2 separate regions of the Homo sapiens genome follow, and region 2 is linked to region 1. Evidence: read pairs that join two places in POLR2A ChIA-PET (ENCODE). Cell type or tissue: MCF 10A. All regions are shown on one strand. Links, peaks and the distances in the headings refer to the core of each region. The heading gives the core; the rest is flanking DNA. Region 1 overlaps PPP6C (protein phosphatase 6 catalytic subunit). Region 2 overlaps ARPC5L (actin related protein 2/3 complex subunit 5 like).

What was found. Peaks named below come from ENCODE experiments on the same cell type or tissue, not always from the same donor. Only the 100,000 strongest peaks of a DNase experiment are listed, where the experiment ranks them.
Region 2: POLR2A ChIA-PET joins it to region 1 with 5 read pairs; 2 of 35 experiments call an interaction of 5 or more read pairs at or near these places.

Annotation. Positions count from the first base shown.
Region 1 is chr9:125,160,333-125,163,245 of GRCh38, reverse strand. It overlaps PPP6C (protein phosphatase 6 catalytic subunit), which reads left to right. Exons shown (of 7, transcript NM_002721.5): 3 at 2,340-2,405. Among named protein-coding and RNA genes, the nearest start is that of SCAI, 18 kb to the right of the region's middle. In MCF 10A, for the core only: no CTCF peak of the experiment used is centred there; a DNase peak (open chromatin) is centred at 1,795.
Region 2 is chr9:124,872,646-124,875,558 of GRCh38, reverse strand. It overlaps ARPC5L (actin related protein 2/3 complex subunit 5 like), which reads right to left. Exons shown (of 6, transcript NM_030978.3): 4 at 1,795-1,867; 5 at 408-584. Among named protein-coding and RNA genes, the nearest start is that of ARPC5L, 12 kb to the right of the region's middle. RefSeq lists enhancers at 2,598-2,827, 2,525-2,913. In MCF 10A, for the core only: no CTCF peak of the experiment used is centred there; a DNase peak (open chromatin) is centred at 1,688.

The sequences.
Region 1 (2,913 bases), core at 284-2,783:
CCCTAATGATTTTTGCATTTTGCTACATGGTTTTCGTCATAATTTTTATTCATGGCCTCATAAGGTCCTTGAGTTGCTAGATCTTAATTTAAGATATTCACTTATGTTAGTCATGAAGGCTGTTTCTTTTGATGTTTTAAATGTTGTCATAACACTTTTTTTTTTTTGAGACAGAGTCTTGCTGTGTCATCCAGGCTGGAATGCAGTGGCACCATCCTGGCTCACTGTAACCTCCGTCTCCCAGGTTCAAGTGATTCTCCTGCCTCAGCCTCCTGAGGTAGCTGGGACTACAGGTGCCCGCCGCCACGCCTGGCTAATTTTTGTATTTTTAGTAGAGACTGGGTTTCGCCATGTTGGCCAGGCTGGTCTCGAACTCCTGACCTCAGGTGATCCACCCGCCTCGGCCTCCCAAAGTGCTGGGATTACAGGCGTGAGCCTCTGTGCTTGGCCCACTTTTTTTTTTTTTTTTTGAGACGGAGTCTTGCTCTGTCACCCAGGCTAGAGTGCAGTGGCGTGATCTTGGCTTACTGCATCCTCCACCTCTCAGGTTCAGGTGATTCTCCTGCCTCAGCCTCCCGAGTAGCAGGGATTGATTACAGGTGCCCACCATGATGCCCAGCTAATTTTTGTATTTTTAGTAGAGACAGGGTTTCACCATGTTGGCCAGTCTGGTCTTGATCTCCTGACCTCATGATCCACCTGCCTCAGCCTCCCACAATGCTGGGATTACAAGTGTGAGCCACTGTGCCCGGACCATAACACTTTTTTTTTTTTTTTTTTTTTTTTTTGAGACAGAATCTTGCTCTGTTGCCCAGGCTGGAGTGCAGTGGCATGATCTTGGCTCACTGCAACCTCTACCTCCTGGGCTCAAGCAATTCTTGTGCCTCAGCCTCCCAGGTAGCTGGGATTACAGGTGCAGGCCACCACCCCTGGATAATTTTTGTATTTTTAGTAGAGATGGGGTTTCACCACATTGGCTAAGCTGGTCTTGAACTCCTGACCTCAAGTGATCTGCCTGCCTGGGACTCCCAAAGTGCTGGGATTACAGGCGTGAGCTCCCAAAGTTCCAGGATTACAGGTGTGAGCAGCTTGGCCTGTTAGCTAATTTTCAGATACATTTTATATTAAGCTTCCTAAAGTTGTTTTTTTTTTTTTGTCTGACTTTTTAGACTTATGGAACATTGTTATAAAAGGTGTTACTTTATTTCTTTCAGTAGTTAACATCTCACTTTCAGTTTTCTTCACTTTGACTAACATTCCTATTAAGTGTTAAAAGTTTAAATGATAATTTTATTTCAAGTGTAAAAGATGAATGTGTTAGAAGTTGTTAGTTGTAATTGGTCCAATGTATTGTAGTCAATTCCCTTAATCCAAAATCGTTTTTCTTCCAGAAAAACTGTAATGCTTTCTTTGGAAATTAGGGCTAGGGTAATAATCTAGTGGACTGAAATTTGACAAATGCACAATTTGCCAGTTACCAAATTTCAGTAAATAGAAATATGATGAAATATCCTTGGGTGTCATGGATCACACTTGTAATCCCAGCACTTTGGGAGACTGAGGTGGGAGGATTGCCTGAAGCCAGTAGTTTGAGACCAGCTTGGGCAAAAAAGCGAGACCCTGTCTCTATAAAAATTTGCTGGGCATGGTGGTGTGTAACTGTGGTCCTAGCTACTGAGGAGGGCAAGGTAGGAGGGTTACTTGAGCCCAGGAATTTGTGGCTGCAGTGAGTTATGATTGCACCACTGCATTCCGGCCTGGGTAACAGAGCCAAACCCTGTCTTAAAACAAAAAACAAAAAATATGATGAAATATATAATTTTTTTTTAACTGATCATTGAGGAGACACTCCATGGCTGTGGAGCCTGAGGGTATATAACTCTAACTGTAGAATGTGGGAAGATCTCTGTATAACACTGGAGTGTCATGTAAGTTCAGTTTGGAAGAAAAAGAGGTATCCACTTGTTTCTGTAATCTTTTGTCTCATTAAAATAGATACAGAATTTGGGTGGGCTGTTAGATTAGCTTACTGAGAAATTAGACAATTGATAAAGGATGTCAGAATTCTCAAGAGATAGATGGGGAGATGTATGAAAGAAAATGAGAAAGGGAATCCTATGATAATAATCTAGGAGTGACTTTATGGTAACTGAGCTTTATTTAGTGCTTTTTTTAGTCTTGAGAACTGTGTGCTTGGCAGTTTGGCTTACACTTTATTTCTTAAAAATGTAAATATTTGGAGTCCTCTTAGCTGCTTCTTTACACATTTCACTCTCAGTTTTGTTGCTTTGCTTCTTAACAGGAATTTGTAATCAGCATGTATTGCATTTCTTTTATAGTTTTATGACCTTTGTGAACTGTTCAGAACTGGAGGTCAGGTTCCTGACACAAACTACATATTTATGGTATGTAAACACCAGTGATATCAAGTGCTTGTTTAAAATGGAAAGGATCTGACTTATTAAATGTAAATTGCATAATAATTCTTTACCATGTGACAGTCCCTATTTCAGTATATTAAAAGATGTGTATTAGTCCGTTTTCACGCCGCTGATAAAGACATACCTGAGACTGGGCAATTTACAAAAGAGGTTTAATGGACTTAACAGTTTCACATGGCTGGAGAGGCCTCACAATCATGCAGAAGGCAAGGAGGACCAAGTCACATCTTATGTGGATGGCGGCAGGCAAAGAGAGAGAGACTGTGCAGGGATCTCTTGTTTTTAAAACCATCAGATCTCATGAGACTTATTGTCATGAGAACAGCACAGGAAAGACTTGCCCCCATGATTCAATTACTTTCCATCGAGTCCCTCCCACAACATGTGGGAATTCAAGATGAGATTTGGGTGGGGACACAGCCAAACCATATCAAGGTGATTGTATACTTTTCTACATTTAACTATGTCCTCT
Region 2 (2,913 bases), core at 300-2,799, 290 kb after region 1:
GCTGGCTGGAGGACTCTATTTCTAAGAACCCCCAACAGCTGCCTCCACCACTGCAAGTATCATGAAGCCCCAACCAACCAGCAGGCCCCCTTCCTACCTAGACTCCCTGACCACCTTACTATGCCATGTTATCTGCCCACATGTCCTGTACCAAGGGCACCCTGTCTTGCCTGACATAAATCGGCAGCTAAAAAGCAAAAAAGTAACTGCAATTACCACAGACAGCAGGTCCCTACCAGGAGCTTCCTTGGGAGAGGGAAGTGATGACATGTCCCAGGTTGGGGCTCGTCCTCTGACCCCACACGCCTATCAGACCGTCCTACGTTTGTTCTGGAAAATCTGGCCTGCTGATCGAACCCCAAGGCAAGCCAGGTGGCTCACTGGGGCGCGTGGCAGCGTTCACATACCTTTTCGTGCCACTGGAGTAACACTGCGCTGCTATTTTCTGTGGGCTTCTCAAAGCCTTTATAAATGTACTTCATTAACAAGTCAACGCCGTTTCTGTCCAGTGACTGCACAGCCTGCTCAATCTCACTGCTCTTGAAGTTTGTGAGCACTTTCAGCACCACGCCCTGGGCTCGCTCCTGCAGACGAAAAAGAGCAAGTGAGTCCCAGAGCTGCGAAGGCACCGCCATGCCATGCCCCACACCAAAGCAAGGACACAGATCACCAGAAACACTGCCCAGTTTCTAATTCGTCCAGGATGGTTAAAATAAGTGGGTTAGAACGTCTTTTGTGGATTTAAATTTCAAAGTATCTTTTATTTATGCCAACAAGTTACCCTACTTATTTTGGGGGAGTAAGTAGTTTACTAGGACAAGTATCAACTCTGAGAGAGAGAGAGAGAGAGAAGAGAAAAGAGGGAGAGAGGGAGGGAGGGGCAGGGTCTCGCTCTGTTGCCTGAGCTAGAGTGCAGTGGTGCAATCTCAGCTCACTGCAGCCTCTCCCAGGCTCAAGCAATCCTCCCACCTCAGTTAGGGCTACAGGCACATGCCACCATGCCCAGCTAATTATTTTTTTTATTTTTTAATACAGACAAAGTCTCGCTATGTTGCCCAGGCTGGTCTCAAACTCCTGAGCTCAAGCGATCCTCCTGCCTCCCAAAGTGCTGGGATTACAGGCATAAACCATGGCACCCAGCCCATCACTATTTTAGATGACACCAATAAGGCCTTATTATACTCCACAATGGTGGTGGACTATTAAAAAATAAAAATAAAACCAGGTTGACTCGGCTGCAGCGTCCCTCTTGTGTTCACACCCAGAAGGGTGGGGCCATTCCCCAGAACTCTGTGAAGGTGCAGCCACTGGTGACATCAAGATGCTGTCACAGCTGCCAGAATCCCAGCTGCAGGGAGACCCCTTTCTCTGAACCAAATTTTAGACTTGGTGATGCAGTAAGCACAATTTAGTTTTTAGAAGGTAGGAAAGCGTACGGGTACTTAAAATCCTCAGGCAGACAAAGCCTATTTAACAGTCTGTGGGAGCATAAGCACCACAGGTGAGCGAATTCATCCATTTTCCTCATCAGCCAGGGCCAGGCTGACTTCTCAGCCTACGAGGCCGTGAGCAGGAGTGAAGGCTTCTGTGGGGAGGTTCTCGTATATAAACGCTGACAGCGTTGATGTCAGAGAAGCCTCACCACCTAGGGAGCGCCAGGAGGCTTCCCTGGAAGCCCCGCCCAGTGCCAACTCACTCCCTCTGATGTGGATGAAAGCTCACACTCGCACTGGGCAGACACCCACAGCCCTGGTCCCAACAGCACCCAGCAGAGCCGCAGCGCCACCCCTTTACCTTCACAGCTTGATTCTTGGTGTTGACGGGAGAGTTCCGCAAGGCTGCATGGAATGCCCGAAGCATGTCCCCTGTGCATCACCACCAGTTAAGGATAGCTAGGCTCAAGCACATCCATGCCGTCATGAACAAGCTCACTTCAGAAACAGCTCAGGAACAGAGTCAGATGGGATCTCATCCATACCACCCACCTTCCACGGCTTCCAGGGGGGCAGAGACGGTTTACAGCCTGCACAGGGAGGCTGCAGGGCACCTCTGCCAACCATGCAAACCCTCCTTTCAACTCCCTCTCTACCTTCCACGTCAAAGCAACTGTCCTGGAGGGGTAACTTGATGTAAAATTGGATTGTGCTCACTTGCACCTGCTTGGTGCTGAGCACTGTATCTCCCCTACTGGATCCTCACAGCACCCGTACATGTGAACTGGAGGTCGTTCTCATCTTCTCATTCTAAAAAAGCGGAAAATGTAGGTACAAAGGGAGACCTCCTAACTCTTCATCAATGCTCTTCATCAATTAAACTATTAAGGAAATTAAGATGTGCTAGAACTTCTAAGATCTATCGGGATCAATGAGGTCCCAACTGTTACCTGGAAAGAGTTTATCAATCTAACAGAAGCTTTTGCCAACAATGAGCCAGTCTCCACCCTTACCCCCCAACCTCAGTTGCAATCCTGACAACACATTCTTTGCTGAGTTCTGAATACCCAGCATGCAAAAGAAAATTACAATCTGGGTTAGGTCCCCAAAGGTGACACCTATTTTAAACTGAATTACATCAGCCAACTTTCATTTCCTCGTATGAAACACTGGCTTCAGCCAAAAAGCTTCAAAAATAGAACAAGGAATGGCTTCTGCCCAATCGGGTCTCTACTCCTCTTCATGCAGTGATACCCACGTGCAGACAGGAAGGGCCTTCGGAGCAGAGCTGAATCTCCTGGCTTCCCCAGTATGAGATCCATCTTGAGTGAGCTGGGTCTGCGCCACCAGGCAAGCCACTCCCAGCGCTGGTTCCCCAGCTCCCTGCTTGGCTCTGATCCACCTTCCACACTCAAGAGGCAGTCCAGTCCCTCTGTCTTTCAGTTCTGGAGTTCCTTTTCCCCATCCAAACAAGGCCAGC